Linked DNA regions of Homo sapiens: all the other regions are linked to region 1. Evidence: chromatin loops called from intact Hi-C (ENCODE). Cell type or tissue: HepG2. All regions are shown on one strand. Region 1 has its middle 16 kb from the start of THADA. Region 2 overlaps PLEKHH2 (pleckstrin homology, MyTH4 and FERM domain containing H2). Region 3 overlaps ABCG8 (ATP binding cassette subfamily G member 8).

Region 1 (8,000 bases):
CTGTACTAAAAAATACAAAAAAATTTGCCGGGCGTGGTGGCACATGCTTCTAATCCCAGCTACTCGGGAGGCTGAGGCAGGAGAATCGCTTGAACCCAGGAGGCGGAGGTTGCAGTGAGCCAAGATCACACCACTGCACTCCAGCCTGGGTGACAGAGTGAGACTCCATCTTAAAAAAACAAAAACAAAAACAAACAAATAAGAACACTATTTTTTTTGCCATTGTTTTGTGTATTTTGATTACATAAAAAAATCAGTCTTGCTATTTATGGCCTAGCCTTGCTTTTGTCTATTTGGTGAAATGATCACCACCACCCCCTCTTAATCATACCTGCCAAATCTTAAAATTACTGCTGGTGGTTTCTAAAAATGAAATCCATTTCCAAAGAATAAAGATGTCTATGCCATTGAGGAAGCTGAAGAGAATGTTTAAAAAGCAACATCCAAAAGGATTTCCAAAAATATCAGAAACTATACTAATTTTTGAAGAAACAAATATATGGCCCCAAAGGTGATTTCTTTAAAGGGGACTAATCTCATTTGAATGTGTAAACTCTGGGATGTTCTGGTTTTTTTAAAAAAAAAATCATAAAGCTTTATATAAGAAACAAGTAGATAAAGATGTGTCCTAGTCCTGACCTGATGTCACCAGCACTAACACTCAATTTAGTTAGGTGACCTATAAAGTTCACCCTAGTTCTACTGTCCTTCCCACCTTGCCTACAAGATAATGGAGTATTCTTTTTCTAAAATCTGCATTGCAGCATTCCAGGAGCTGCTATCCTATCTTTCCTTTACCTCGAGGTCTGAGCCTCAAGAAAGCCTAGGAACCCAGACAGTGCCTCTCCACCCACACAGAATTGATCCCGCTTCCCATACTCGGAGCTCTCCTGGACTAGGGAGAACTTCAATCAGGCCCCTTCCTGCAACCCTGGTAATTTTCATTTATTCCTCACAAAAGGCCTGTGAAGCACGCAGGGCTGGAATTCTCTCTCTTTTTTTTAACTGATGAAGAAACATGTTCAAATGGAGCAAGTGGTTGGTGTGCAGTGATTCTGATGCTCAGTCCGGGGCTCTTTCCATTATATTCCAAACCCTCCTTTTTATATGCAAATGAGCCAATTGTGGCAGTGACACTTTCCTACAAAATGAAACAATGCCGTAATTACAAGGGCTTGGGAATTAATGGCACTAAATGGGTAATTTGGGTTTAATGTTAAATCCTGGGATAGGCGACCCAGGGCCAGAAAGAGAGGCTTTCCAAGTGTCACCTCTGCCATCTGGTGGTCAAATGACAATATAACTGCAACAACTCAGTGTGGATACCATCATCATGTGAAAGTCACCCATGACCCCAGGGTTGGGTGAACTATTTGAGGCTGGGCTCTGACTTTTACGGCCTGAGATGAGAAAATAAAATGTTGAATACACAAATAAAGGTCAGAGGTTTTCCCCTATATCTCTGCTCAGGGTGAGGAACTGTGTAGTTTACAATGGAAGAGCCCATTCATCCATTTATTCAACAAATATTTATTAAGCACTGTCTTAGGTTGGCTTCCTAGGAAACAGATTCTAGGCAGAGATTTGCTTAAGGAGGGTTACTGGGGAGCATTCTTGAGGATCACCCTTGTAAGGGGTTGAGGGAAACAGAACTCGTCAGAAAGAGTTGAACTGGAATGAATTTGCAACAGTGGCGTCAGCCAATCTTACTGGGAGCTCTGGTGTTGGCTTGGCAAGGGGACTGAGCCTCTGCACTTCTTTTTCCACCAGTTATTGGATTCGCTGAGAGCTGTAACAGAGCTGCACCTAGGGGGATGAGTGCCTTGGTCCTAAAAGGGGGTATCTGGGCAGTGCCCTACAGCATCCACTACAGACACCTACTATGTTCTGGGCACTGTGCCAAGCTCAGGAGATGTAAAGTTGAACAAGATAACATCTCTGCCTTCAAAGGCACCCAGGGGTGCAGAGGTATAGAAAATAAATATGAGGACTAATGAATAAAGGAATAAATAAATAAAAGGGGGTTAAAAAAACCCAGGAAATATAAAACAATTGTCTTATAGCCAGAAAATCTATCTAAAAAGAGTAAACAACAAAGAAAATTCTTGCCAGAAATGTTGGCTCACACATGTAATCCCAACACTTTGAGAGGGCAAGGCAGGAGGATTGCTTGAGGCCAGGAGTTCAAGACCAGCCTAGACAATAAGGGAAGATCCTGTCTCTACAAAAAAAAATTAGCTGGGCATGGTGGCATGCACCCGCAGTCCTAGCTATTTGGGAGATGAAGGTAACAGGATCACTTGGGCCCAGGAGTTCGAGGTTGCGGTCAGCTATGATTGCACCATTGCACTCTGGCCTGGACAGGAGAGTTAGATCCTGTCTCTAAAACAAACAAGCAAAACCTTGCCTTTTCTTTTTATGTTTGAGACAGGGTCTCGCTCTGTTGCCCAGAAGTGTTTCAAACTCCTGGGCTCAAGCATTCCTCCCACCTCAGCCTCCCAAAGTCCTGGGATTACACAGTGACTGGATCCTTTCCTTTTATTTTATTATTATTTTTTTTTGAGATGGGGTCTCACTCTATCATCCAGGCTGGAATGTAGTGGTGTGATCATGGCTCACTGCAGCCTTGACCTCCCTGGGCTTAGGTGATCCTCCCACCTCAGCGTCTCAAGTTGCTGGGACTACAGGCACACGCCACGATGCCTGGCTAATTTTTGTATTCTTTGTAGAGACAAGGTTTGCCATGTTGCCCAGGCTGATCTCAAACTCCTGGGCTCAAGCGATCTGCCCACCTCGGTCTCCCAAAGTGCTAGGATGGCAGGTATGAGCCATTGCGTCTGGCCCTTGCCTTTTATTAATGGCAGTAAAGAAAGCTGAAAACATTTGGTATGAAAACTGAATTTACCCTCTGCTGATATAAAAACTGAAAAAGAAGAAAAAACCATCTGGAAACAATTCTAGATAAACACCTATGAAACTTAACCAAAGCAGTGGGAGAGTACCTTGGCATTCATCCCCAGTGGAATGTGGCTCCCTTCAGTGCTACCTAAGAATAGGTGATGGGGCTTTCCCTCTATCCTGGGGCCTACACCTGTTCTGAGCTGTTGGGAAGGAGGTCTGCCCATAGGTAGGTGTCATTCCTGGGGAATATTCTATCTGCTGATCTTGTATTGATCTCCCCAGATACAGCACCTTGGAAAAATCAGGAAAGTCAGCTCCTTGGTACCTGCTTAGGTGGAGCCTGGGGAGGTTTTGGTGCTGATTCTGCATGTGGCCACATGATGCACCCCAACCCAATTCTGTTGTCCCAGATGTTTCTTTCTCTACATCCTTTTTGTTTTTCTTCTTCCCACACCTGTAGAATCTTTATTTCCTCGCAGGGAAAAGGGAAAAGTACTTGGATCCTTGCCTGTTGTCCCTAGCCTGTTACTTATAGCATGACAATCAACTCCATCCTATGAGCTCGTTAGGCTTAAATATTTGAAATGTACAGAACTATTTCTCCACCATGAGTTTCAGAAAAATCATTTGGGGACTTAAAAAGCCTAAAATTGCCTTTCTTGTCTCCTGGTTTTGCTGTGGCATCCATTCTCTAAGGCAGCGGGAATAGAATTGTCCAGAGGCGTTGGGCGGGGCAGAGGTTCACAATAGAGGTACCTGTTGACAATTCTAAAATCTCTCTCCTCAGAACTTCAAGATGCTTGCCCTGAAGCAAACGCCTCCATTTGATGTCCAGCCTCAAACTCCTATCTCTTTTTGCCTCACTTCTTTCTTTACCTTTTCTTTTCTTTTCTTTTTCTTTTTCTTTTTCTTTTTTTTTTTTTTTTTTTTTTGAGACAGATGCTCGCTCTGTCGCCAGGCTGGAGTGCAGTGGCATGATCTCGGCTCACTGCAACCTCCACCTCCTGGGTTCAAGCAGATTCTCCTGCCTCAGCCTCCCAAGTAGCTGGCACTACAGGCCCACGCCACCACGCCCAGATAATTTTTGTATTTTCAGTAGAGACGGGGTTTCACCATGTTGGCCAGGACGGCCTTGATCTCTTGACCTCATGATCCACCCACCTCAGCCTTGTAAAGTGCTGGGATTACAGGCGTGAGCCACTGCGCCCGGCCTTGCCTCACTTCTTTCTGCCTCTTTCCTCCTCCTGAATTTGCTATACTAACTTATGCCCTAAACAAGCAAAAATTCTGTAAGTCTTTTTCTCTTAAACTCCACTTCCTCCTAGCTGATTAATCATTGAGTTCTAGATAGTTCCATATTTGCTATTACTGCCCCATTCTGAGACACTGTTAACAACCTGCTTTCCCTATAGATTGGAATTTATCAATCTCAGCACTGTTGACATTTTGGATGGCATAACTCCTTGTTGTGGGGGACTGTCCCATGCATTGTAGGGTTTTTAGCAGCACCCCGACCACTCCCCACTAGATGGCAGTAGCATCACCAAGTTGTGACGATCAAAAAATGTCTCTAGCCCTGTACTGTGCTAAGTCACATTGGAGCCTGAGGCAAAAGAAAAAAATGTGTGCCCTACGTACACTTACCAAAATGTCACCTCATAAGTTAATAAAAGTTCTACAACAATAAAAAGACAGTATTTACACTATGCTGGAATAAAACTTGAAGGGAGGAAAAAAAGACCCCCCAAAACAATTTGACGGAAACTTTGAGGGCCCAGTGCAAAACGAAAATGCAGGTCCTCTTCTTCAAAACTTATTAAGAACTTCAAAACAGTGACAGCAGAGCATTAAACCAAGCATGGAGCCCTTCTAAGTATGGAGGGTCCGGTGCTGCATGGCTCTCAACAGCTGGCCCTGACCCGTGTCACCCCATCTGTCCACTCGCCTTTGTCAATCCCCATAAATCTGCCTGATGGGGAATGTGACAGCCATGTGGACTTTGGGAACCCCAAGCTGATGGAAAACAACTGTCCCCATTGCACAATAACGCGGGGTCTAAAAACAAACAGCCTGCCTTTATTTAGAATTTTGGGTCGGGTGCAGTGGTGTCTGTAATCCCAGCACTTTGGGAGGCCACGGTGGGAGGACTGCTTGAGGCTAGGAATTTGAAAAGAGCCTGGTATTGTATTAAAATGTTACTTCTTTTGATTACTGAGGATTTTGGAGCTTTTTAAATTTTGCACCTTGCTGTCTTCACCCTAATCTAAGCCCTGTTCCAGATACTGTCAAGTTTTTCCTGCTGATTTAGAGTAGTGGTCTCCAAACTTTGATCTATATCAGAATCACCTGCAGGTCTTGTTAAAACACTTACGGCTGGGCCCTGCTTCCAGAGTTTCTGATTCAATAGGTCTGGGATGGGGCTCGAGAATTTGCATTTCTAACAAGTTCCAGGAGATGCTAAAGCTGCTAGTCCACGCACATTGAGAACCACTACTTTAGAGCCATCCTTCATGTTGTGCCAGTGCAAATGTTTTTTCCAAAATCCAAGGGACTTCTCTGCTTAAATCTCTTCAGCGGGTCCCTATGGCCTATAGAATACAGTAGCTGCTTCTTGGGGGAATACATTACCCTTATGGGCTACCTTTCCCACCTCCGCTCGTGACCTGCACATAATACTCTAGTAATGTGGGCCTGGCTGACTCATACACATCTTTTAAGACTCAAATCAGCTGTTATTGCCTCTAGAAACCTTTCTTAACCCCTAGATTGTGCTAAATGCCTGTTATTGTCCTCTGATAGCACACTGTATCTACCTCTTTGTTAACATTTACAATTTTGTATGGAATGATCTGTTTGTATGAATGTCTACCCCATCAGATGGCAGGATCCTGGAGGGCCGGTACTATCTTTATTCCTCTAGTTCCTGTTATAGTGTCTGGCAAACAAGTGCCCCAGTAGCATTTTATAAACTGACCTCAATGGGCCTGAATGCCATTCTGTAGTCTTGCAAAAATGCAGAGAAAAAGAATACCAGCTTGAGCGAGAGTTAGAGATGTAAGTGCATAGGGGTAACAGATGATACACCTGATACCTCAAGAGCCTTGAGGTTTGAGGGCCTGGCAGACTATTTTTCAATTGTCTATAAGAGTATAATTCTTGGCCAGGCATGGTGGCTCACAACTGTAATCCTAGCACTTTGGGAGGCTGAGGCGGGTGGATCACTTGAGGCCAGGACTTTGAGACAAGCCTGGGCAACATAGGGGGACCCTGTCTCTACAAAAAATAATACGAAATATTATTTTTTGTATTATTGTATTAATACAATAATACAAAATACAATAATAATACAAAAAATTAGCCAGGCCTGGTGGTGCATGCTACTCGAGAGGCTGAGGCAGGAGGATTGCTTGAACCCAGGAGGTCAAGGTTGCAGTGAGCCAAGATCGCACCACTGCACTGCAGCCCGAGCAAGACTCTGACTCTTAAAAAAAAAAAAAGTTTAATTCTTTTTTATGCAGAATTAGCCCTTAGTATGTTCTACGTGACCTCTGGATCCTATTGGTAGCAATATCCATGTAAGGTGTGAAAGAAAGCTAAGAGGCCAGGTGCAGTGGCTCAAGCCTGTAATCCCAGCACTTTGGGAGGCCGAGGTGGGCGGATCACAAGGTCAGGAGATTGAGACCATCCTGGCTAACACGGTGAAACCCAGTCTCTACTAAAAATACAAAAATTTAGCCAGGCGTGGTGCGGGGCACCTGTAATCCCAGCTATTTGGGAGGCTGAGGCAGGAGAATGGCGTGAACCCAGGTGGCGGAGGTTGCAGTGAGCCGAGATCGCACCACTGCACTCCAGCCTGGGTGACGGAGCAAGATTCTGTCTCAAAAAAAAAAAAAAAAAAGAGAGAGAGAGAGAGAGAAGAGCTAAGAGCTGAGAAAGAAATCTTGAAGCATTGGCTAGAGCAGATAAGAAATGCGGTCCTGAAGAAAGAGCAACAATGTTAGGCTGGTGTGAAAGTAATTGCGGATTTGCCATTAATTTTAATAGCAAATAATAGGATGATCTAGGGTGACACAGGTAAGAAAAAAGGAGACCAAGAGGAAAAAAATCATTAGATGCAGAGGAAAAGTTAATTTTTTTTTCAAATAAAAGGTATTTTTTTTCCCTTAAGGAAACAAAAAAGAAAGATTTGTAAGTAAAATTCTTCAATAATATCTATTATATTAAACAAATTTCAAGAAATCAGTTGGTTTTCTTGCTTTAAAATAAGTTCAGGGAGGCTGGGCACAGTGGCTCATACCTGTAATCCCAGCACTTTGGGAGGCCGAGGCAGGTGGATCACGAAGTCAGGAGTTCAAGACAAGCCTGACCAATACAGTGAAGCCCTGTCCCTACTAAAAATACAAAAATTAGCCAGGCACGGTAGCAGGCACCTGTAATCCCAGCTACTCGGGAGGCTGAGGCAGGAGAATCGCTTGAACCAGGGTGGCAGAGGTTACAGTGAGCTGAGATCATACAAGTGCACTCCAGCCTGGGTGACAGATTCTGTCTCAAAAAAAAAAAAGAAAAAATTTCAAAGAATTGTTTATTTATTTATTTTTGGAGACAGAGTCTCACTCTGTCATCCAGGTGGGAGTGCAGTGGTGCCGTCTTGGCTTGCTACAGCCTCAACCTCCCAGGCTCAAGTGATCCTCCCGCTTCAGCCCCCCAAATCACTGGGACCACAGGTGTGTGCCACCACAGCCGGCTAATTTTTGTATCTTTTGTAGAGATGGGGTTTCATCACCGTGCCTAAGCTGGTCTGGAACTCCTGAGCTCAAGCAATCCTCCTGCCTCAGCCTCCCGAAGTGCTGGGATGGGGTGAGCCACCGTGCCCAGACGAATTATTTTATAACATAAAAGAATAACACTAAACTTCCAAGTGTAGGGGCTACCATATGAATCAGTTTAAGTATGATTTGTTTGAATAGGCAGCTCCTGATGTCATGGAGGAGGGATGGGAAAAATGAAATTCATAGGAGAGAGTGATCTGCAATCTGCCATGGAAAATGTTAGATGTTTTATGGGATAAAGTAAACCAAAATTCTGGCATGAAAGTCTTG
Region 2 (8,000 bases), 130 kb after region 1:
AAAAATTTTTTTGTTGTTTGAAGACTTTTTGTACCTTGTTTAGTGGTTGAGCATTAACCACCATGTTCTTCAGAAGAGAATTCTGCTGTAACATGTTTTATACTTCCTTGAAAAAATATAGAAAGGAGAATACAGAACAGAGCGAAGGAAAAATAAAAATCACATATATTGCTGCTACCTAAAGATAACCTCTGTTAATATTTTTATACTTGTCCCTTATTTAGGTATGTAGATACATACGTGTGTGTAGGTAGATTGGTTTTGATTTAGGGCATGTGTTTTCTACTGTTCTGCAATCTGCGTTTCTCAAAACTATTACTTGTATTTCAAGGAATGAGTAAATACGTAAGTGAAAAAAAAGAAACAATGTTCCTAATCTTTGAGTGTAACGTCAAAAAGGAGCACCTTGTCTGCTTGTGCCTTGGTTCCTCAGTTGTAGATAACCATACACACAACTAGATGGATCATAGATCTGACCCAATGTAGAGTTTTTTGTTTTTAACCTATGATAAATGCTGTAAACAGATCATGCATATGTGAAAGAAGCAAAACGTTTTTGGGTTAAGAGAGACTGTCATCAGCCCATTGCACTCACTCAGATGTGGATCTCTGACTGGCACGTGGTATCTAACCTGTGGTGCTTCTCCCTGCCCAGGGCTGGCAGCTCTTGGCACTCTGCGTTGGGCTCTTCCTTCCCCATCATCCTTTCCTGTGGCTCCTCAGGCTTCACCTAAAGAGGAATGCAGATTCCAGGTGTGCAGAATACTAGCCAGCTGAACTGTTTATGTGGCCTCTGAAAGTCTACGATAAATCATAAGTATTTAACGATCTGCCAGGTACATTTTCAGAAGAATGTATGAAACAAATATTGGTACAGGAAGCCTTTGGTTATCATTGATGTGGAGCTAGGAAAATATTTCCTTTGTTATGTTAAATCTCTTAGGGAAGATTGCAATAAATACTTGAAAAACTGACAGAGAATATTTTTAAGTGAAAAGTGCATTTGCATTTCAAGTATGAATGACTTAGCATTAGTGGGTGTTCATTCAATAAAAGCAACTATTTTGTTTCCTTAGTTTTCCCTTTTACTATTTCTCTGCACATTGAATTCTTTTATGTGAAAAATTTCCCCCATGGTCTTCCCTCCTTTTCTAATTGTATGTATTTGAATTACTTCAGAATTGTTACTCCTTTGAAAAACACATTTAAAGTTCAACTTCCAGAATGGCTTTCTTACATTGGGACCCAGGTCACTCAGCCAAGGCTTATCCAGGGTCATTTTGTCCACCAAGAGGTTTGTGTCAGGTTGCTTAAACTCTTGGACTAAAGCAAACACAGTAAAAGAAACAAACAAATAAACAAACCCAACTTGGAAGCAATAGGAAAATATTCTACAGTTCATAATACATTGTGGGGCCTCTGTGATCAAGGTCATCTGTGACCAAGGTCAGGTAATTTCAGTTGCAGTCACTGAGGAGCCCCGAGACCAAGGATCTGCCTACAGGGCACTTGAATACAAACATATTTGACAGGTGTTATCAATCTGCTTGAATAAGCAGTAAAATTTATGTATAACAAACAAGGACAAATAAGATTTCTATCCAACTTTTACATTTATTTATTCTAATGAGTTTTTCTAATGCTTAACAGTTTTTCACAAATGCAGTGTTTTTTATAGAATAAAGAAAGAAAACATATTTTTATTTTTGTTTGAAGATTTTTTTTTTTGAGGCAGGGTCTCACTCTGTCACCTAGGTTGGAGTGCAGTGGCATGTTCTTGGCTCACTGCAACCTCCACCTCCAAGGTCCAAGTGATTCTCCTGCCTCAACCTCCCAAGTAGCTGGGACTACAAGCGTGCGCCACCACCCCCGGCTAATTTTTTGTATTTTCAATAGAGACAGGTTTTCACCATGTTGACCAGGTTGGTCTTGAACTCTCGACCTCAGGTGATCTGCCCACTTCAGCCTCCCAAAGTGCTGGGATTACAGGCATGAGCCACCATGCCTGGCCTGAAGACATTTTTTTTTTTTTACCTTGTTTAGTGGTCAAGCGTTAACCACCATGTTCTTCAGAAGAGAATTCTGCTGTAACATGTTTTTATAAGTTACTCTGTACTATTCTTCATGCAATTGCTTTCTTTATATTTGTTAATATTAAATCACTGTATATTGACTTGTGACTGGTAATTTTAAATTCAGCTTGTGACTATAATAATACAGTAAAGATGAAGAATGCTTTGTGGGGAGGTTTGAGTGAGGCAGTTACAAAAATAAAGAAGTTGGAATTTGAGGAAAGTTACAGCAGTTTAGTATTATCATTCAAAAAAAGTTACTGTCAAAATTAGCCTAATACATTGTGATAATGTACACGGATGCTTTCTTAATGGTTGCACATATTAGGTTGTCAATTAAATTTATTCTTAGATTTTATCTTAAGTTTTGTATTACAGGACAGAATTTGGAAAATATGCCATTTACTGCCAGCGTTGTGTAGAAAGAACGCAACAAAATGGTGACAGAGAAGCAAGACCCTCAAGGATGGAAATTCTTTCAACTCTTCTCCGAAACCCTTATCACCATTCTTTGCCCTTTAGTATACCTGTGCACTTCATGAATGGGATATACCAGGTAGGTTACCTGATGAAAATATGCTTAGCCAACAATCCTATGTACAACCTCTGTTATAGGGAACAGAGACTTCTCTGCTTACTTTTGTCAGCACCTGGCAGTGACAAACATGCAAATATATTAGATTTACTATCAGAACAGCTGAGTTTTGAAACAGTTTTGCTATAAAGGATTCACACTAATAACAAATCCATACTGAACCAAATAAGGGATGGGCTTCACTGCCATTATGATTCTGATGGACAGAAAAATAAAAAACACTTCGGTTGGGGCTTTTTCCCATCAGTACACCTCCTAGGTGTGGAAATAATTACTGATACTGGGTGTGTACAATTTTAGTCTCTTTTAAAATCTCCAAATCTCAGAAATTATCTGGGAAAACTTCACTGGGCCCTTCCAGTTCTCAGATCTAGATGCCTGCTTATTAATTGAAGCAAACATGTTCCCAAACTAGCAATTAGTCTTTGTAGCCATATGCCTTTTATCACAGAATTCAGATACTTAACTGCCTATTAAAGAAACAAACATTAAATACATAAAGGTGTTCATTTATTTAAACATATTTCTTGTTTATTTTCCATTTGATTAAAGATTGCATATTGTACTATAGTTCTTGGTTTGCTTCTAATGGGTAAGCATAATATCTTTGCAAAATATTTATAGCTGTCAACTGATCATTCTATTTTGGATTCATGTCTGTTGGCTGAAGCTGAGATTTTTGAGTTCTTCAGCAAGCTAATTTATGAGGTAACTTTGTTAATTTTCTCCAGAGGAGCTTTGGGAAAAAAAGTTGAAGCACCTAGAAAAATATGTTATCATTAATCATGCATCAAGTATGCTCTGTTTCATCCTTAAAATCTCAGTTTGAAACTATATATTTCTTATTAAGAGAACTGCTTTGTTATTTCTGTCTAGGTAGTTGGTTTTGACGCATCTACCACAGTGGAAGAATTTTTGAATACTTTGAACCAGGACACAGGAATGAGGAAACCAGCGCAGTCTGGATTTGCGTTGTTCACTGACGATCCTTCTGGCAGAGATTTAGAGCATTGTCTTCAAGGAAACATCAAGGTGAAACCAAGTCCTTTTCAGGAGCCAAGCCCAACGAACAGCAAAGAAGCTACTCTTTACAAGAAGAGTAAACTTTGCAAGAAGTTTAATTCAGGAGTTTTCCAAAACTTTAACCAATCTAATCTCCACGATAAGAAAAAAAAAATGCAGGACTTTGTTAAACCCATAGAATTCTTAATACACAATCTCTACATATACACATTCCATATTAAAGAGAGGAAAGGTGTTAGTAATGGAAATGATACTCTAAGTATTAGGATAATAAGGGTAGATATGTAGAAGTGCTAATAAAATGGCTTTCCATTTTTTTCCATTTATTCAGCAATACTTACTAAGCTATTTTATTGTATCCCAGGGGCTGGCTGGACTCTGTGGGGAATACAAAAGGACCAGAAATAGTCCCTGCCCACAGTGAACTTAAAATTTGCTTACGGAAGAGCAGCTTTATACACAGATAACCTTGAACTAGGGTTGAAAGTGATGAAAGTTTTGAGAGTGCTGTGAACTTTGCACAGAAAGAGAGAGTTTAAGTTCAGCATTGGGAGTTAGGGAAGGCCTGAGCTGGAAATGAAAAATGGTTTAGGAAACAGACCTGTGTCCGGGTGCAGTGGCTTACGCCTGTAATCCAAGCACTTTGGGAGGCCGGGTCAGGTGGATCATTTGAGGCCAGGAGTTTGAGACCAGCCTGGGCAGCATGGCAAAAACCCATCTCTACTAAAAATACAAAAATTAGCCAGGCATGGTGCCACACACCTGTAGTCCCAGCTACTCTGGAAGCTGAGGCACTAGAATCTCTTGAGCCCATGAGGTCGAGGCTGCAGTGAGCCGTGATCACGCCACTGCACTCCAGCCTGGGTGACAGAGCAAGACTGTCTCACAAAAAAAAAAAAAAAAAAAAGAAAAAGAAAAGAAAGGAAGAAAGAAAGAAAACAGACCTGTGGAAATGAAAAGGGAGGGATTTTAAAAGAATCTTTTCCAGATCATAGTAAAATAACTTTAATAGAGCTTCCATTTAGTAATGGCAATAATATATATAGAACTAGGCCGGGTGTGGTGGCTCACGCCTGTAATCCCAGCACTTTGGGAGGCCAAGGCAGGCAGATCATTTGAGGTCAGGAGTTCAAGACCAGCCTGATCAATGTGGTGAAACGCCATTTCTACTAAAAATACAAAAAAATTAGCCAGGCATGGCGGCGGGTGCCTGTAGTCTCAGCTACTCGGGAGACTGAGGCAGGAGAATCACTTGAACCCAGGAGGCGGAGGTTGTAGTGAGCTGAGATCGTGCCACTGTACTTCAGCCTGGGTGACAGAGTGAGACCCCATCTCAATTTGAAAAATAAAAAAATAAATAGAATTACAGAACCACAAGGGACCTTAGAGAAATAATGCACTTATTTTGCAAATGAGAAAGCTGAGGCCTAGAGAGGGAAATGAGTTACCCAAAATCAAATAGCTAGACCTGGGTCTAGACTCTTTCCATAAATTATATGTCAAATTTCTTTGGTATAACTTTAGTTATTAAAATCTTTTTGAACTCGGAAGGTGAAAAACTTGCTTCTTCAGTGACCAAATCATGGAAAAATCCCTGGAATCTTCTTGTTTCCAGTTTCAGGCAGTCCTACATTACAGTTCCTTTTTGAGTAAAAAATGCGTGGCCACAGTCCAAAGTTAATGTGTGTCCAAAAGGATAAGTGGACCAAATAGCAATTTATAATTACATACTAAACTCAGAGCCGCACAGAGGCTGAAAACAAAAAGCTTGAGTATATTTGGTTTGATCATATTAATTGAAAAATTTCAGTCTGCAGCACACTTGTCTTCAAAAAATGTTGATTTGAAAAGTACTGTAAATCTCAGTTTTCCACTTCCTTTCTAGATTTGTGACATTATTTCCAAATGGGAACAGGCTTCCAAAGAACAGCAGCCTGGAAAATGTGAAGGTACAAGGACTGTTCGTCTGACATACAAAAACAGGTGTGTAATACTGCATCCAGATGCCAAAGTATGAGTATACAATATGTTCTAATAATGCACCTACTATTTACCTTTCTATTGAATGCCTTAAAAGTTATTTATTTGTAAGTTTGTCTTTCTATAAATGATAACTCTGTTTCTATAGGAAAAAAACCTTGTCACATAAAATTTTGTTTCTAATTCTAGTCTCTTAATGTCATAAAGAATTATATTTTATGAAAATATGCTTTTAGACAAACATCAGAAACACTAGGTCTCAGCTGAGCACGGTGGCTCACGCCTATAATCCCAGCACTTTGGGAGGCCAAGGTGGGCAGATCACCTGAGGTCAGGAGTTCAAGACCAACACTTTGGGAGCCAACATGGCAAAACCCCGCCTCTACTAAAAATACAAAAAATTAGCCAGGCATGGTGGCATGTGCCTGTAATCTCAGCTACTCAGACAGCTGAGGTGGGAGAATCACCTGAGCCCAGGAGGTTGAGACTGCAGTGAGCCGTGATTGTGCCACTGCACTCTACACTCCAGCCTGGGCAACAGAGTGAAACCCTGTCTCAAAACAAACAAAAAATACACACACACACACACACGCACACAATCAGAAAAACTACAGAAAAAAATAGTTGCTCTCTTAGAGTAGTTGATACAAGGATGCATTTTTCACTTTCATAATTTCCTTTAACAGTATTATTACATTTTTCATAAAGACTGAATACTTCAATACCCTACTACAGATCTGTAGTAAGAAGAGATACCTATGTTTCTTTGGGAGGCCGAGGCAGGTGGATCACGAGGTCAGGAGATCGAGACCATCCTGGCCAATATGGTGAAACCCCATCTCTACTAAAAATACAAAAAATTAGCCAGGCGTGGTGGCGGGCACCTGTAGTCCCAGCTACTTGGGAGGCTGAGGCAGGCGAATGGCATGAACCCGGGAGGCGGAGCTTGCAGTGAGCCAAGATCGCACCACTGCACTCCAGCCTGGACGACAAAGCGAGACTCTGTCTCAAAAAAAAAAAAGAGGAGATACCTATGTCCTATGTTTGCCTCAGTCTTTTGGAAGTCATATATTCTTTATACTCATATTTATTCCTTCTCAGTCTTTCATTCTCATTTTTCTCTTTCTTTCTGTCTCTCTCTCTCTCTCCCTCTCTCTCTCTCTCTCTCTCTCTCGGTGTTCACCGAGCTTCAACTGTAAGGCCTATCACTTAGCTGGATGCTATAAATAAAATTGTAATAAATACAGACAGACCCAGTTCCTGATCTTTTGGAATCTACGGGTTAGTGAGGAAGACTATTGTTGGGCATATCCTCACTCTAATGAGTGTGTAATGACACAGTATGTTCTCTGAAGAGAGAGAGAGGTACTGTGAGGGCACACAACAGTGAGCCTGACCTAGACGGGAGACCTCGGGAGGCTTCTTTGAGGAAATGATGTTTATACCAAGTTCAGAGGGAGATGGAAGTGGGAACATCAAAATGCATAGAAAAGAATGTTCAAAGGCCTGTAGATGGAGGCTGCTTAGCTTGTGTCAAGAATTGAGAAAATGCCGGAGACTCCGGAGCACACACCTTCTCTACAGATAAAATGGTAATGTACTTTGGCATGTAGTCAGGAACCAGATTTCCTTTCTTTCTTTTTAAATATTTTCATTTCTTTCATGTATTAGCAAAAGGTAGTACTTAATAAACACTGTTAACTGACCAGCTCACATTAATTATAACAAAATAATGGTATTTTGCTGGTTTTATTTGAGTCTTATACCCTGTAAATTAAGGAATCTATAAAATGTCAGACCCAGAGCCTGGTGGAATTATTGGAGTGGTACTCAGAGGTCTCTTTTTGGAAGATGTTCAGACTTAAAATTGGAATGTAAGAATTGAAGGCACTGTACAACATAAAGAATGTAATTTTGATCCACTTTAAAATTTCTTGTTCTAATAGTCTATCCCACAGAAATATGCAGATAAGTGGGCAGAGTATTCCAGTATGTCACAGTATCTTCCTTGTCATGTTTTTGTCATATTCTTTGTCAATGTTTTTGTTAAAAACTTGGGACAGACACTCACATGTTTATTACTAGGGAGAACAGTTAAATAAATATGGCACATTCATATTTTGGGCTCTTCTCTCATCCAGTTGGCCACTTAAAGGGCCACCCAGTATTTGAACAGACTCTGTTGATCTGAATAAATGGTGGTTGTGAACACTGGAGCTTCTTTATTCAGGGGCTCATGAGCTGTGATGATTTGCCAGAGGTTCAAGTAATAAGAAAGTGACTATTAATCTTTGGTGTCTAAGATTTTAAAATCATGCATTCCTAGAGAT
Region 3 (8,000 bases), 270 kb after region 1:
GCCTGAGCCGCTGTAAGCCTTAGGAGTTTAGGAAGGCTCCAGAAGACAAATGGGGTCTGTAGAGGCTGTTAACTCAGCCAGGCTTCTTAGAGTTGCATTTCACTAACTGATATGGTTTGGCTCTGCGTCCTCACCCAAATCTCACCTTGAATTGTAATAATCCCCAAGTGTCAAGGGCGGGACCAGATGGAGATAATTGAATCATAGGGGTGGTTTCTCTGATGCTGTTCTCCTGAGAGTGAGTGAGTTCTGATGAGATCCGACGGTTTTATAAGGGGCTTCCCTCTTCGCTCGGCTCTCATTCTCTCTCCCGCTACCCTGTGAAGAGGAGCCTTCCACCACGACTGCAAGTTTCCTGAGGCTGCCCCAGCCGTGCTGAACTGTGAGTCAGTTAAACCTCTTTTCTTTATAAATTACCCAGTCTTGGGTATTTCTTCATAGCAGTGTGAGAGCAGATGAATACACTGGCCCTGCCTGGGTTTCAGAACCAGCCTTGAACCTTTCACAGTGGCCAGAGGATGGGGAGGCAGAGGCCCAGGTTGCACACTTCTTGCCTGAGTGTTGGGGACTATCTGACCCAAAACAGGTGCACAGAGGGCAGGAGAGGATGTTCCCAAAGGAAAATTAGAGTTTAGAATCAAAAGAAGGGGAAGGTGCGTGTTTGGGAGGTAAATAGCAAATACTCTTCATAGGTTCACTAGAGTCTTGCTACTCCAAGTACGATCCCTGGGCCAGCAGAATGGGCACAGCTGGAGCTGATTGGATAGGTCCCATGAGCCTCAGGCCCCACCCAGGCTCAATGAGTCAGAGTCTGCGTCTTAAGAAGACCCCCTGGTGATCTGTGCACATTCAAGCATGCTGCCGTTTTCCAAAGCACTTGCAACACTCAGGATGCTTGCACGGTCATGTTGCCACCATCCAACCTGCAGACCCCATTCTTGAGATTGACTGGGAGTTCCTATCATGTCCTCCATAGCAAGGGGATCTAGACCAGAATCAAGCCTTGGATCTAGTTCTCAAGTCTCTTTTGTCTCTTTCAGTTTAGGAACAGTTTGTCAACTTTCCTTCACTTTTGTGACCTTGATACTTGAGTTTGAAGGCTGTCTCTCAATTTGTGTTCTGCCCAGTGCATCCTATCAGAAGGCATGTGATTTCAACTTCTCCCATACCAACAACGTTCACTTTGATCACTTGATTAAAGGGGTGTCTGCTAGGCTTCTCCACAGCCAAGTTACTATTTTCCCTCCCTTTATAATTAATAAGCATTTTGTAAGTGGGTACTTTGAAACTATGTAAATTGTAAACTTTCCATTTATGCATTTTAAAATTTTGATTGATGTAAACTTGTGAATTCCCATTGTATCCTTACAACCCTTTATTATTGTGATTAATTCTGATGCTCAGCTTGTCCCTGATTTGGCCAGTGGGAACCCCGTCGAGCTGGCTTCTGCATCCTTTTGATATGTCCTCATCATCCTTTGAGGGCTGAAACAACCAAGAGTTTCAGGCTCATTTTTTGTTTTGTTTTTTTTTTTTTGAGACAGAATCTCATTCTGTGGCCCAGGCTGGAGTGCAATGGCGCGATCTCGGCTCACTGCAACCTCTGCCTCCCAGGTTCAAGCGATTGCCTTGCCTCAGCCTCCCAAGTAGTTGGGATTAACAGTGCCCACCACCACACCTGGCTAATTTTTGTATTTTTAGTAAAGACAGTGTTTCACCATATTGGCCAGACTGGTTGTGAACTCTAGGCCTCAAGTGATCTGCCTGCTTCGGCCTCCCAAAGTGTTGGGATTACAGGTGTGACCCACCGCACCTGGTGTCACAGGTTCATCTTGTATTTTCCCATCTCAGCCCTGGAATCCGATGTTTCTCCAGAGAATCTGGGTTCCTCTTAGTGGAAAATGGTATTTAGAAGCCAAGGTTTTGGTGATAAGTATGCTCTTTGCTTGTGGAACATCTCTGCTCCCAGGCTCTCTCAGTGAACAGAGTTAGGGAGTGTGTGTGTGTGTGCGCGCGCGCGCGCGCATGTGCATACATATACACCTAAGTACACATGAGTTTACTCTGATAACATCCATTTCCAATCCAGCATCACAGAGTTGATCCTAGGTTCTTCCCTCTTCTCTAATTGTGAGAAACCTGGCTTCCATTACCCTTAGGTTATTTACTCATTTGATTAACCGCCTGCAGGTAAGTAATCTCCCATCTACACTGCCACGCCTTCTCCTGTATGGACGTCCTGCCTACCCTGCTCAGGCTCTAACTCCCAAGTCCAGCTTTCCCTGAGTCTGCAGCTGTCTTCCTCACACTCCCGTGGCCCACCACAACTTCCCCCCACCTCCTTGTCACTGTGGTCCCCTAATGGCGTTAGGCCTGAATGAAGAAGGGGGAAGGATGAAGAGGACATTGGTAGCTTGCCTTAACTCCCCAGGTAATTCTAATGTGCAGTGATTGACAGCCACTAAGATACATCACCTGACTTTGTGAGTTCACCATTCGGTCTGCAATGGGTTTTGGTAACTCAGTGGCTCTGTATGCCGTGCTGAAGGGGAAAAGGGCAAAGTGCAAAGGCAGGAGGGATGGAGAAAATATAGCAGCTGCCATTTATTTGTGTTTTTCCTACAGCGGTGGTTCTCCACCCTGGTTGCCCATGCTGGAGCTTTAACAAAAGCCAATGTGGACCCATTGCCCAGAGACTCTGATCCCATGGGTCTGTTTTGTTTAAAATGCTCTTCAAGGCATTGTGAGGCCAGGAAAACAAAGAACCAAGGCTCTCCCGGGTGCGGTGGCTCACGCCTGTAATCCCAGCACTTTGGGAGGCCGCGGAGGGCAGATCACGAGGTCAGGAGATCGAGACCATTCTGGCCAACATGGCAAAACCCTGCCTCTACTAAAAATACAAAAATTAGCTGGGCATGGTAGTGCGTGCCTGTAGTTCCAGCTACTTGGGAGGTTGAGGCAGGAGAATCGCTTGAATCCGGGAGGCAGAGGTTGCAGTGAGCCGAGATTGAGCCACCGCACTCCAGCCTGGTGACAGAGCGATACTCTGTCTCAAAAAAAAAAAAAAAAAACCCAAGGCTCTCGAGGCATGCATGCTGTTCAGCGAGCCCTGCCCTGCATTGCGAAAGGGTAGAGATTTGTTTATTTGTCAGTATTGAAAGCATGGCTTGCAAAGTTTTCCTGTTAAGAGTCAGATAGTAAATATTTGGGACTTCGTGGGCCTTATAGGCTCTGCTGCAATTACTTAACTCTGCTGTTACAGTGTGAGAGCAGCTGTAGACTATAGTAACGTACAGCCGGTGTGGCTGTCTTCTAAGAAAGTATTATTTACAAAAACAGGCAGGTTGCTAGATTTGACCTGAGGGTGTAGTTTGCAGAGCCTTGGTAAAGGTTTTCAAATTTGCATTTTAAGCCCTCCAATTTCAAGTTATGCTATTGGTGGGGAATTTTAATTAAACAGAAAATAATCACCAATATTGGCTCAAATATTTCCTGATTTAAAAAAAAATCTGCTCTTGTTCCTATAAATAGTATATAAGATGTAATCTTGCCCTGGGTTAAACCAGTCTACAGAGGTAGATCTCGCATTTGCTTTTGTTTTCTTCTACTTCAACTCTTGTCATGATCCCAAATTAAACAACTAGCAACAGAAATGTTCAAATCTGTCAAATCCAAGTGTTAACAGACCTGGGACCAGGGGTTCCTCATAGTGGCTTAGCACAGCATACAGACCACTTTCCTTTGGCCCAACCGGCCTTGGGGTCTGGAGCACCAAACAGGCCCTGAGGAAGCGTGCAAGGAACTGGAATGCGGGGAAAGTGATGAAATATTTTGTTGGTTGGCCTTTGCTTGTTTGCAAAATATATCCAATGCTCACACCTGAGAGACAACAGACATCCTTATTTGTGAATAGTCTGCACTAGATAATTCAGATTTCAAGTCATCTGTCATTCGTACTTGATAATGATTTGTTCTTCATTTAAAGTGGCCTGGGTACAGAGCAACATCCCCTGTCTTTATCACATGAGCTCTGCCTGAGGCAGCTTCAGCAGGTAGGCAGGCAGGCAGATGGAGCACAGCCCATTCTCTGCTGGTGCACTAGGAACAGCAGCACGTGTGGTGTTAGCAGCTAATAATTAAAACAACGTTTAAGCAGTGGGTTGAGATTTTTAAACACAAACCAACTCAAAAACACTTCTCTGCTTTCTATGTAATAGTGCTCACATCATTTGTATGATTGTCTCGTCTCTTTAAAATTGGAAATATTCTTGTTTCCCCAAACTGCTAATAAGCTCTACTGACCCATGCTAAAAATAAAGCTCTTTCGGCTGGGCGCAGTGGCTCATGACTGTAATCTCAGCACTTTGGAAGGCTGAGGTGGGTGGATCACTTGAGGTTAGGAGTTCAACATCAGCCTGGGCAACATAGTGAAACACCATCTCTATCCCAAATACCAAATTAGCCAGGCACAGTGGCAAGTGCCTGTAGTCCCAGCTACTCAGGAGGCTGAGGCAGCAGAATCACTGGAACCTGGGAGGCGGAAGTTGCAGTGAGCCAAAATCGCGCTACTGCACTCCAGCCTGGGCAACAGAGCAAGACTCGATCTCCAAACAAACAAACAAAACAAAACAAAACAACAAGAAAAACAGAACGTGGTGGCTCATGCCTGTAATCCCAGCACTTTGGGAGGCCAAGGTGGGTGAATCACCTTAGGTCAGGAGTTCAAGACCAGCCTGGCCAACATGGTGGAACCCCCATATCTACTAAAAATAACAAAATTAGCCGAGTGTGGTGGCACATGTCTATAATCCCAGCTACTTGGGAGGCTGAGGCAGGAGAATCACTTGAACCCAGGAGATGGAGGTTGCAGTGAGCCAAGATCACACCGCTGCACTCCAGGCTGGGCAACAAGAGCGAAACTCCATCTCAAAAAAAAGAGAGAAAAGAAAAGCTTTATTTGTGTTGATTCCATTATTCCACTATTGCACAGAAGCCCTGCACTGTGCTTGGAATCAGCTTGATCTTGAGTTTGTCTGGTTTTCACAGGCCTCCTCTTCCTGACAGTAAACTTGAAAATATTTTTATGTGGGCACTTGGGTTTTGAAGGACTCCTTGGGCCTCAATCCCCGGTGTCCTAACTCTGAGCTACAGAGCTGACTAGAAATCCTGTAAGAAGACCACCATGTGGAGGAAACCCTCCAAAGCACACAAATCATCCATCTCAGAAGGAACACGACTTGGAAAGGGGAAGGACATGGTGGTGTGCCCATTGATTGACTCATTCAGTGATGCCTACCGGGTGCCTATCATGCCAAGCTCTGCTAATTGGCAGGTCTGCAGAGTGCTGGAAGAACTCACCTCCTCAGGGAGAAAACAGACAAAAACAAGTAAATAATGGGAATGTCACAGCAAGGGCACATCCAGGCCTGGGTTGAAGACGCTACTTTATGGTGGCTCACACCTGTAATCCCAGCACTTTGGGAGGCTGAGGCGGGCGGATCACCTGAGGTCGGGAGTTCAAGACCAACCTGACCAACATGACAAAAACACGCCTCTACTAAAAATACAAAAATTAGCCGGGTGCAGTGGTGGGCGCCTATAATCCCAGCTAGTCTCGAGGCTGAGACATGAGAATAGCTTGAACCCGGGAGGCGGAGGTTGCAGAGCCTAGATAGCGCCATTGAACTGTAGCCTGGGCAACAGAGCACGACTCCGTCTCAAAAAATAAATAAATAAATAAATAAATAAATAAAAAACAACACGCTACTTTAGAGAACTCTCTGAGGATAGATCTCAACAGCCAACCATTGTCCAAACAACTGTGCAAGGGCAGGAAGACTGAAGCTGGTTGAACACTTTTGCTTTACCTGGACCTGATTTTTTTTTTCCTCCATGCAGAAAAGAAAAAGATAAGTGCCTATTTTTGATTTGCTAATGCAGCTTTTCTTTATTTGTACTAAGGCTGCATAATGTAGGCTTTGTAAAGTCCACGGGCCTGAAAGCACGATACATTTCTAATGGAAACACTCCCATGCATGATTGTACAACAGGAAAGCGATAAATTACCGTGATTTTGTACTCCCTGCAGCTATTAGTTCGGCCCTCCTTCAGGAATGTTGCTTTCGGTTATAGAAATTCTACAAATATTGGTTCATCAGAAAGACAAATATTAAATGAAAATTATGCTCAAGGACATGAGAAAAAGTGTGCAGAGTACACACATTGCAGACTTGAGAAAGAAATTGTCCTCAGAACAATTTGCAATACAAAGCTTGCTTAATAATTTACTGGAACTGGTAAACTCAGCGATTATGCCAGGCACTGGATCTTCAATTAAGTGTAAGAAAATAGGCTTACAGTGTAAGATGTCTGGAAACTGGGAGCACTTCTATTAATGTGAATGTGAGGGTTTTTTTTTTTAATTAGAATATTCTTACAGTTTCAATTCCAATTTGACTTTTAACTGACTTTAAACCGATTGCTTCCATTTCCTATTCATAGGAAGTAAATGATTTTAGTCAGAGTCCTAGCCATGCAACTTATCAAGTTGATTCTGGGCAAATTCACTGCTGTGACCCTAGGTTTCTCACGGTGAATTCTCATTGCAAAAGGGCTGCCTGACCCATAGCAGTAGGTGCAGTGTTTAGAACGCACAGAACTGACTACAGACGGCTTGATTTACTGTGACAGGATTATGCTAGGTCTGGGGACACATAATGAGACCAAGAACTGGTCCCTGTGGAGTTCAGAATCTGTGTGGAAGATAGTGTGATACCTGCTCTGCTCAAGCAGCCGTGGAAGCCCTGGAAAGGGAACAATATGCTGGGTGAGGGGCCCAAGAGGCAGAGGTGACACTGACGGTATCTCAGCATTCTCGAAAAAGGGTGCAGGTGCTGAAGGCAGCCTGTCCGTGAGGTGGGTGGGCCCCAGCCATCTAGGGGGATGTAAAATGCTCTGATACAGATAGAACCTCCTTCATTTTAGGTGTCAATTTACCACACACCCAAGCTCTACCTTCTAATTTTTGCCAACTTTATTCCACAGAAGTCTCAAATTATCTGCTTGTCCTTAAAACAGATAAGCACTGACTTTTGTCAGTTGTCTACATACAACCTATAGGCCATTTAACAAGGAAATTCTAGCCATAACAGAGGTCCCTGCCTAAGTTTTAATTTATAATTCTAAGACTGAAGTCTTTTGAAATGGCTTAAAGCACTTGTGCAAACATTTGACAAGATAAAAATGAAGGTGCCAGTTGGGTGCAGGGCCTCGTGCCTGTAATCCCAACATTTTGGGAGGCCAAGGTGGGCAAACTGCTTGAGCCCAGGAGTTCAAGACCAGCCTGGGCAACCGGACAAAACTCTGTTTCTTCAAAATACAAAAAATTAGCTGGCCGTGGTGGCATGCACCTGTAGTCTCAGTTACTTGGGAGTCTGAGGTGGGAGGATCACCTGAGACTGGGAGGTCAAGACTGCAATGAGCCGTGATCACGCCACTGCTCTACAGGCCGGGCAACAGAGTGAGACTGTTTGTTTAAAAAAGAAAAAAAAAAAGCAGCAGCAGCCCACAGATATTTACAGTATACTTTATTCAAAGCATTTCAGTTAAAATTATTTTGGGTTCAAATACATGAACATATAATTATATATAAAATACTATAGTTCTCAATAGTTTACAGTGACATCTTTTTTAGAATTAGCTGCTTATAATTTGAGTGTAAATGTATTACAGAAAGCTGCTAAATTGTTTATATTTCTACTTATTTCAATTTAGCTATTAGATATTTAGAACACTCATAAGCCCACCTACAGTATAGTTATTATACTTTAAATATTTATATTCAATAGGGGAATCAATACAATACAAAAGATATTTGAACAGCTAGTCCTTTGTAACACCCCCCCGCTGCTGCCGAGAGGGCTAGATAAGGGGGTCTTACCTATTTCCTCTGTACCACACTCACATTTTACCAGAGTCCATATACAGGGCCAGTGTGGAGT

The links. Peaks named below come from ENCODE experiments on the same cell type or tissue, not always from the same donor. Only the 100,000 strongest peaks of a DNase experiment are listed, where the experiment ranks them.
Region 2: a loop joins it to region 1, with 8 times the contacts of the local background. A loop is called at or near these places in 4 of 110 quality-filtered maps.
Region 3: a loop joins it to region 1, with 11 times the contacts of the local background. A loop is called at or near these places in 34 of 110 quality-filtered maps.

What each region holds. Positions count from the first base shown.
Region 1 is chr2:43,608,222-43,616,221 of GRCh38, forward strand. No RefSeq gene overlaps it. Among named protein-coding and RNA genes, the nearest start is that of THADA, 16 kb to the left of the region's middle. In HepG2, CTCF peaks have their summits at 1,281 (motif pointing left) and 4,434 (motif pointing right); DNase peaks (open chromatin) are centred at 1,290, 4,050, 4,440 and 4,890; H3K4me3 peaks cover 844 bases.
Region 2 is chr2:43,740,291-43,748,290 of GRCh38, forward strand. PLEKHH2 (pleckstrin homology, MyTH4 and FERM domain containing H2) reads left to right here. Exons shown (of 30, transcript NM_172069.4): 21 at 656-753; 22 at 2,451-2,628; 23 at 3,544-3,699; 24 at 5,576-5,673. Among named protein-coding and RNA genes, the nearest start is that of DYNC2LI1, 30 kb to the right of the region's middle. RefSeq lists a silencer at 5,943-6,184. In HepG2, no CTCF peak of the experiment used is centred here; DNase peaks (open chromatin) are centred at 4,181 and 5,341.
Region 3 is chr2:43,878,655-43,886,654 of GRCh38, forward strand. ABCG8 (ATP binding cassette subfamily G member 8) reads left to right here. Exons shown (of 13, transcript NM_022437.3): 13 at 1-4,334. It overlaps LRPPRC (leucine rich pentatricopeptide repeat containing), which reads right to left. Exons shown (of 38, transcript NM_133259.4): 38 at 7,570-8,000. Among named protein-coding and RNA genes, the nearest start is that of ABCG8, 44 kb to the left of the region's middle. In HepG2, no CTCF peak of the experiment used is centred here; DNase peaks (open chromatin) are centred at 2,557, 3,147 and 6,177; H3K4me3 peaks cover 726 bases.